2 separate regions of the Mus musculus genome follow, and region 2 is linked to region 1. Evidence: chromatin loops called from intact Hi-C (ENCODE). Cell type or tissue: left cerebral cortex. All regions are shown on one strand. Each heading gives the region's core, and the rest is flanking DNA. Links, peaks and the distances in the headings are about the cores only.

Region 1 (4,704 bases), core at 793-3,292:
TTTTACCAAGGGACAGCATAAGACTCAAGTGACTTTCTTTTAAACACGTCTAGTTGGCAAAGGAGAGGAGCTCAAACCTCACTGATGGAGAGAAGATCCAGGGGAGGGGAGAGACACGGCAGCTTGAGCTTGAAATAACCTGCTGTGGGGAATCAAATGACGTGGGCAGCTTTTAAGATTTCAACAAGAAAGATGCCTAAGTAAAATACTTTTGGAAGTGAAGCTTTCCTGCTGTTATATATAGTGCCTGATAAATTAACTCTGTCGGATTTCTTATCTCTGCACCTCTTGCTACTAGAGGTTAAATATTGTGTGTGTGTGTGTGTGTGTGGTGTATACACACACACACACACACACACACACATATATATACACATGTTTAAAAGCAAAATCCAGCTGCAGTATTTTTACCTTAGCAAATTTTTATTTATAATCAAGACCACCCATTTTAGAAGTGAGACCTAGTCGTTTTGGCTTAGTGATTAAAACAAAGTGGAGGAGCACCCTCATAGAGCAGGGGGAGGGGGAGGGGATGGGGGTTTGTGGAGGGGAAACCGCAAAAGGGGGTAACATATGAAATGTAAATGATTCAGGGATTGTGACAGCGCATTTTGTAAGGTAGAATCTTACCTACTGCACTCCTCTTCCAAGCATAAATAGGGACTTTGGGACCCACTACCGACCTATGCTCCTGGAGGACTTTGCTCGATGACGACTGTGGTTTCCAAGGTCATCAGACTTCATAGAATTTTTCCCGAAAGGCATCTGCGGAAAAGGAACTTCGGGCTGGAATTTATTCTGTTTAGCATTTCTCCTGTTCCGTGCCAAAGGCTTTGCCAGTGGGAAAACTCGTAAAGGGCAATGTAAACACATCCGTGTTTGCCTTCTGAAACAGAAGTTAAACACTTGTGATATTGCCCATGCTAACCAATAAACCAAGCTGTTCTCACTGAAGAAAGTATCCTGAAAACCTGGGAAACAGACTGGGAGTAGGCCAGGCAACTCCAGGGTTTCTACATATAAGGGGGATGGAGAGAGAATCTATCTCCAAAAAGGAATAGGGATTTGCCATTTATTTTCTTTTTATTGTATGTATACAAAATGGTTTTTTGACTCATATATACATAGTAAAATGATTGCTACAACCAAGTAAATTGATATACCCCTCCATCTCACAACAGTGTGCCTGTGTGTGTGTGTGTGTGTGTGTGTGTGTGTGTGTGTGTGTGTATGTGTGTGTGTGTTGGTAAAAATACATAAAATCTCTCTTGGCAAATTTCTGATATAAAGTAAGGCTATTAACTCTAGTCTTTATGCTGCACACTGGCTACATTTTCTTCCTCCACAAGACTCAAAGTTGTACTCTTCGGTCCCTTGTCTTTCCATTTTCCCCATTTTCCTACTGTTTTTATATATTCAGAATTTGAGTTTCTTTGATTATTGCCTATGATGAGTGATGCTGTGGTGGCCATGAAGGCATCAGTCTCATGGGCAGCGACTGATTGCATGTATGACTTGATAGAGAGGCTGCTGGCTCATGTAGTTTGAATGGTCATTTCTTTATGAACAATCAGCCTACCCATCAATAGCATACAAGGATTCACTCTTCTCTGTATCCTTGCCCACATTTGCTACCACTTACCTGGTTTTATGTGGTAGCCATTCTAGCAACTCATATGTAGTGATCTGCAGGCCCCTGATAGTTTCTGATGTTGGCTATATTTTTTTTCTATACCTTTTCTAAGGGAATTTCCATGCAGCTGTATCTTCAAGCATTCGCTCAAACAGCATGTTGGTTGGCAACCTCTTAGATTTCATCAGGAAAGCATCAGCTCCAGCCTAGTGGAACTGAAATGGTTAAAGCTTCCAGCTCCAACCGCTCCTGCCCCCTCCACTGCAGGGAGAAAGTGCCTCACACAGGGTCAAACCTTGGGAATAGGTAAAAAGCTGATGCCTGAGAGTTCTTTGCCTTCTATAAGAGTTCCTTGTCTTCCTAAGGTATTTCATCCCTGGGAGCTTCTAAGCACACAGCTAAGCTCGGGGGTTGGGGGGGGGGGGGTCCCTGCTGCAATTCAAGTAAACCATTCTACACTCACCGCTGGTATCTTTGGGTTTTGGTTCTGTTTGTTGTTTTTTTTTTTAAACCTTGTCTCTATATCTTAAGCTGGATTCATAAAATTAAAAATGGCAAACTGCTTTTTTAAAGAGACAACACCATGAGTGTTACAAAGTCTGCCAGTTAGACAAGAGACTACAATGACGAAAGCACTGCCTGCTCATCTTCCAGGCTCGCTGAGATTGGTCCCCTGAGAACTTCTCAAGCTGCCTGCCTGCCCCATGCATAACAGTAGATGTGCCGGTTGTTCATGTAAAATTTGTATGTGACAACCCATCTGATGCAGATTCCAAAGACAGTGAATGGTGTCTTCTTTGATTTGAAATAGCTCACTGCACCAGCATCAGGTAACAGTTTAACCCTCTAACATTTCTCACTGATGCTATGAATAAAACTTCTTCCTGGCGATTTTCATTCTCCCATGTGAGTATCAGCATCAGCTTCCTGGCCACGTGAATCTTTATTGTGTCATACCATGGACTGGGGGGGGGGGGGTCTCCATGTATTAATTTTTTATTTTTTGCATCTAGGCACCCTGCTCTGTTCTCTTGCTATAGCTCTAGCAGTGAGCTAATTCTCTGCAATCTTCTAAGCACAGTGATATTATTTCCATACATGTCTATTTTTTACCACTATTTGTTCTCTTATCCACAAGAAAATTGGCCAGAATCTTAAATCAGTGTTAAACAATGTACGCGCTGTGTTTTTCCTCATTAGCTGTGAACGCTTCCGTTATTTGTCCCATCAGCGGGAGCTTCTTTTGGCTTAAGACAAAATATTTTTTTTAATTATGAAATTATAGATTCGGTTCTGGTTTGTGGTCTGTTCTTTTTTTCTTTTTTTCTTAATCAATAACGGACTTTATGTTTCCAATAATAACCATTTTTCTGCAACCATGGTTTGTCTGTGTGGCTTTACTCTTTAGATGCTAGTACTGTAAATTATTTCAATACATTTCCTAATAGTAAGCATTCTTTCCTTTGAAATTAATCTCCCGTGACTTGGTCCTGCTGAGGAGACAATACCATGAATGGCACAAAATTCGCAAATGATACAAGAAATTGTTCTTTTGCTGATGCTCTGAAATCTAAAAGCCAGATGACATTTTGTGGGAGATCGTTGCATTGATAAAATCAGGAAACATTGATCTGTGGTTTTTCTTTCTTTCCTTCTTATTGGCATTATTTGCTCTTCAGTAGACTCTATCAACAATATAATTTCAATTTCACATAAAGAAGTCAGAAGATTTTCATTTCTTACAAGTTTTTTTTAAATCACTGCAGTGTTTAACATGTTTGATTCATTAAAGTTTCAAAGAGCTCCCTGCACAAATATCTATGCCTGGTAATCATGGGGAAACTAAAACTCTCTCTCTCTCTCTCTCTCTCTCTCTCTCTCTCTCTCTCTCTCTCTCCTCTCTTCCTCCCTCCCTCCCTCCCTTCCTTCCTCCCTCTTCTCCCCCTCTCCCTCCTCTCTTCCTTTCTCTTTCTGTCTCTCACTCTCTCTCTCCTTCTATTTCTTTCAATTAATATTTTATTTTCAAGATCTCCTGTGACCAGCCCTAGAATCCTGCCCTAAGAACTATGTATCTTATCCATATTTCTGCATTTATCTATGTATTATTGAACAAATCACTCTCCCATAATCACTTTTAAATTCCTCCATCTGTGTCTATTTCTTCATTATTTTGCATCATCTACTTCTGCTTTGCTCATTTTAAAATCTAATGTGTCTCACGATTATTCACAGTACCAACAAGTGGGTGCAATCCAGGTGTCTACAAAAACAGAATATCTGAGTAACATGTGACTCAGGCAGGACTGAGTGTATGCTCCATAACAGAGCTTTTGAAAAAGGCCATAGGTTCATTCCTCAGCACAACACATATGTGCTGAGACACAGACACACTCAAACACACAAACACACACAAACACACTCAAACACACTCAAACACACTCAAACACTCAAACACACAAACACACACACAGTGTTGCATATACAAAAAAACATACAATGGAATATCACTCGGATGTTAGAATAACTAAAGAACTGATATAATCTATGACATGGAACAGTTTTGAAAACAACACTAAATAAAATAAGCCAAGGACAAATATTAGTGCACTTATGTGAAACACCTGCTTTGGCAAATTCATTGAGATAAAGAGTATATCAGAGGTTCCCAGGTCCGAGGATAGAGAGATAGAGAGCTTTTGTATCTCTTCTGCATGGTAACAACTGCCCAATACTGCACATACAATTAATGTCACCAAATTATATACTTCAAATATTATGATGAAAAATTTAGGTTACATGTTTTTACCACCACCACAAAAAAAGGAATACTACAAGAACTAAGTGTAGCAAATGTCTTCCTTACATGATTCTCTAGAGACAAGACTTAGCCTCCCCAGTTCTGCCATTTTAATGACTTTCTGTTTTTGTCTCCCTCTGTGTATTCCTGTTGTCTTCGCAGAGTTTATAATTTGACCTTCTTCACTGTTCATTTCTAATATTACATGAACATTAATTTTGACATAATTTTAACTTCTTGGTGGTAGTTTTTTAAAAAGTGGTGAGAGTTTCAT
Region 2 (4,704 bases), core at 771-3,270, 77 kb before region 1:
CCCAGGTACTGCTGCCAGACATTAATTTACATATTCAAGCATTTGTTTAACATCAGTTAGGCCGAGCAAATTGTAGGCTTCTAAGAGACCTACACTTTGTCTATTTTTACACAACTGTATTATTCATGATTGAAATGGTATGAAAGCCACTCAACAGGCTCGCATTCCAGGGTGTTAGCAACCGAGAAAAGGCAGACAATGAGAATTCTTTGCAACATGCTCATTTGAGGTTTCTCTAGGACACATACAGTGGGCAGTAATAAATGCAAACATGGGATTTGGGATAGAAGAACGTGAAACAATTATACGTGAAAACAAGAGTCAAACCACGGATTTCCTCCCCAAAGGCTGCTCAAATATAGGCCCCTAAATGCTGGAACTGCTTAGCATAGACTAGAGCTCAGGATCACGTACAGCCAGAATGGAAAAGAAAAAAATGTTAGAATTAGAGAATCCATATCATTTAGTGGGCCCACCATTAAACCAAGATTTTTATTTCATGGCAGACTAAGCCCTCAACAAGCATCGATAACAGGCAGTGTGAAGTAACTAGGAGGAGAGGGTTTTCACTCTTTTGTTTCGTTTGTGTTTTACCAAGTCTTTAGACATACCATAGAACAAGACAACTGGAAAAACAGAAGCTTTGTGAGTGTCAGGGAGCTGGGCGTGAGAGAGAGACAGACGCTTTAAGCCTGTTTTCCTTCTGTGTGCTGTCTGCTATGTTACCCTCTTCCTTAACTTGGTAGCTGCTGCTTTCCTGGGAAGCACCTGAGAGGTATGCAAGATAAAGGAAAGAAGAAGTTGAAGTGGCTTTTGGTACACTGGATGTGTGTGTTCATGGCTTTCAAATCCCATCTGCCTTGTGTATGTGCTGCAACTCACAGCCTTGTGCTCCTTTCCTAAGACTCTGTGATCTGCCTTCCCTTGGCCTGTGGGGTGCTAGCAAATGTGATACCAAAAATTGTGTGTGTGTGTGTGTGTGTGTGTGTGTGTGTGTGTGTGTGTGTGTGTGTTGCCACCTAGCCTCTTTATGTAATTGGTCCTGCTTGCTCACAGACCCTGAACACCATTTTTGAGAGTATGCCTAGACTAGTCTGCTGGAGAGACATCAGAAGTACATGGAGTGCTGGATTCCCCAAACAAGGCATGCTCAGACGGTCAGTTAACAACCACAGCTTGATTTACACAAGTAGAACACCAAACAATCCTGGTTGACATTTTAAGATCTAGACTTGGGAACCTTGTTGTACAGACATAGGTAAAGAACAGGGCTTAGTCCCCCAAATAACCAAGAGATTAAAAAGCAGAGGTCAGGGTCTCTCTAAATTCAAATTTATGACCATATTTTGAAGCATTTTCTCTAAATTAAAATGGTAATTTATTTATGCAAAGAGGAGCAAATGTTCCCAGGAAGGTTTTTCCAAATCAAATGGAAACAATGTGAATACAAGAAAATGTTATCTAGTGCGATTACAATTCAAAGCAGTGATCTCTTAGAAGCTAGAACGTCCTAACTGAGCAAAATGTTGATTTTCTTTGTGCAGTTCAGTACAAACAAAATGGATTCACATATGTTACCCTCACCCTTCAGGAACTGCTCCAGCTTCATCACCGGGGGAGACGCCTCGTCGCTACCAAATACAGTCTATTTTTGTTAAAAGGAAATATTCCTTCCTTTATCTTTAAGAAGTTAACAACTTTACTGGCTACATGACAGATTCACTTAAAGGAACTGCTTCTAAAATAGACTGGCAGGATTTGCTTCTCTTCTGTCTTTTGCCATGGTAGAAACACTGCCTTCTTTCCTTTCCAAGGCTACCATCTTTCCTTTATCTTGCATACCTCCCAGGAGTGCCCCAGGAAAGCAGCAGCTACCATGTTAACGAAGCAGAGAGCACACAGGAGGAAAACAGACTTAAAAGTCTCTCTCTCACCCAGCTCTCCGATGCTCAAAAACTCATAACCCACCCAGCACAGCTGACAATTTTAGTTCATGCAGAGTACATTTACATTCTATTCCACAGACACACACAGCCCTGTGTGAGGAGAAACCAGGCCTTTCTGAGAATATTGTTAAAGACACAAGAAACAGCATGCACTATTCCGTCTTCTGTATACCGTGTCATTGATTCCCCTTGGGTGGAAAACAGAGCTGGGATTTTTACCTCTATTTTACATGCTAGGAAACCAAGGATGCTGTTGCCAGTACAACTTCTGGCAGCTTTCTCTTTCATAAAACAAAGGAGTCTGGATGCACATCTATGTGCACTGTGCTCATGTACAATACAGTGCTGATGGAAGTGCATTGCGTGGGGAAGAACAGAAAGATGCTTGAGAAGAAAAAGAATAGGATGATACGGAATAAAGTCAACAGAAGCACTTACATTTCCTTTGAAAAATTATGTAGCATAATCAGCCACCACTGGTAACATCTCTAAGGCAACATTCTGCAGAATGCAACAGAATGCTATATGACTTGACACGATGTTATGTACCCGTAGCAGTAGAGCAACAGATGCCAAAGAAAAGATTCCCACACAATGTCACCTCCCGTTGACATTCTGCCTCTCGTTGAATTCCCCTATATGTGTTGCTGTGGGATGTTTGTTCCAACCCCAGTGAAGACGACTGAAATAAATTCTTATCTATCTAAAATACACTTAAGGGATACAATATCTATTATAGATAAGAATTTGACCCATGCATAGTAGTTTATCAAACTTTACTCTAAAATATAACCTTCCCACAGAAGGAAAAGGTACCTCCTTGTTCTTATTCACACTTGGGGAAGAGTAACTATTCTAAGTGGCACCTAGTCTTTCATTTTATTCAAGAGTTTTAGAAACAAAGCTATTGAGGCCAGGGGGTGGGGCATCTGGTGGTATGGCTCAGTAGGTAAAAACACTTCTGCCCGTATGAAGACCTGAGTGTGACTTTCCAGAACAGAGTTGAAGCTAAATGTGTGACATGGCTGTCTGCAAGCCAAATGCCCTTTGTCTAAGGAACAGAGACAGGAGACTACCGGGAAGAGCATAAGCCAGCTATTCCAGCTTCTGTCCTAGAAAAACAATTACAAAATAAAGACTGTGTCTCAAAAATGTAGAAGGTGAGGACTATCATCCAAGGTTGTCCTTTGATTTCTATGCAAGCACCAAAGCATGTGTGTATTTTTACACAGAGAAATATGCATGCATATGCACATACAATTACAACACACACACACAAGTATATGTGCACACATATAGACAAAGGAAAGGATACAAAGCTAGCTATTTTCTTTCTTATATCGAAGCAGGGATTTTAAATGAGTGTTGTTAGTATAAGCCAGAGAAGGGAGGACCAAGATCCTTTTGAACATAATAAGAGGATTGGAACAGTAATCTTAGCCAATGAGCATGGAAGAAAGACTATGCCTGGACCTCTCGGTGTCCCCTAAACAACTCTGCATTACCTACTCAATGAGTAATAATAGCTTTCATGCACCATGATGCATCTGCAACTTGATGATGAAATCGACAAAGGAAAGGTTCCATGTAATCTCCCTGAAACAGAGCCACACAGAGCTATGCAGGATCCATGTGGGAAAGCCCAGAGAAATAGATCCTTTCTGGTTTTGAAACTAGGTGAATTAACTTCAGTCAACACACTCAATGAAAGACCTAATTCCTGAGATAATATGTGGTGCAAGACAACAAACACTTACAAAGCAGTTCATATGAGATACACATCATTCCAAGTGTTTTGTGGATATTAATTTACTTAATCTCCACATAAAGTACTTAGGTACTCTTAATTATTCTATTTTTTTAATAAGGACATGAAGGTACATGAAGATTAAAGAGGTTTCCAGAATAACAAGCTACTAAGTGGCAGAACTGGGGTCTAAACCCAGACAGTCTGCTTTTTAAGACCATGTATTTAAGACTGATACTGTGTTAAAATGTTGCCTTAAATCAAGATGATGACACCCTAGTTTACAGAATAAGATGATAAAATACCCCAGACACAGGAAGAAAAATTCTTCATGTTCTGTCTCATATGTGGATGCTAGCACCGAATTTTAGACTCACATAATTGATGTGAAGTTATCTGTAAAAGCTAGGAAACTAAAAAAGAGCCATAAGGTAACAGAAGAGACATTTTAAGGGAACAAGCCTAGGATCATGAAGATGGTATACAGAGGAAAGGAAAATGATGGGAGTGGAAAGTTCAAGTAGAAGGGAGGAGAGGAGAGGAGGGGAGGGGAGGGGAGGGGAGGGGAGAGGGGAGGGGAGGGGAGGGGAGGGGAGGGGAGGGGAGGGGAGGGGAGGGGAGGAGAGGAGAGGAGAGGAGAGGAGAGGAGAGGAGAGGAGAGGAGAGGAGAGGAGAGGAGAGGAGAGGAGAAGGGAGGGGAGAGGAAATGAAGGAGAAGAAAGGAAGGGGGAGTGTAGTGGGGGAAAGGAAGAAGAGGGGAGGGAAAGGAAGGAAGGGGAGGGGAGAGAAAGGGATGAGAAGGGAAGGAAGGAAAGAGGAAGGAGGGGAGAGGGAGGGAAGGGTAGGGAAAGGGAGGGGAGAGGCAGGGAGGCAAAGGAAGGAAAGGGAAGGAGAGGGGAGGGGAAGGAGAGAGGAAAGGAGGTAGAGGGAGGGGAGGGAAGGGAAGGAGAAGAGGGGAGAAAAGGGGGAGGGGAGGTGGGAGGAGGGCAGGGAGGGGAAGGGAAGGGAACA

The links. Hi-C counts contacts between places; a loop is a spot of excess contacts. Peaks named below come from ENCODE experiments on the same cell type or tissue, not always from the same donor. Only the 100,000 strongest peaks of a DNase experiment are listed, where the experiment ranks them.
Region 2: it touches region 1 in a loop (2.4-fold over the local background); 1 of 42 quality-filtered maps calls a loop at or near these places.

The regions. Positions count from the first base shown.
Region 1 is chr13:108,444,724-108,449,427 of GRCm38, reverse strand. It overlaps Gm32450 (a long non-coding RNA gene), which reads right to left. Exons shown (of 6, transcript XR_873945.1): 6 at 531-765. Among named protein-coding and RNA genes, the nearest start is that of Gm32450, 9.8 kb to the right of the region's middle. In left cerebral cortex, for the core only: no CTCF peak of the experiment used is centred there; DNase peaks (open chromatin) are centred at 841 and 2,293; H3K27ac peaks cover 155 bases.
Region 2 is chr13:108,522,107-108,526,810 of GRCm38, reverse strand. No RefSeq gene overlaps it. Among named protein-coding and RNA genes, the nearest start is that of Gm27572, 26 kb to the right of the region's middle. In left cerebral cortex, for the core only: no CTCF peak of the experiment used is centred there; DNase peaks (open chromatin) are centred at 1,788 and 2,250; H3K27ac peaks cover 1,435 bases.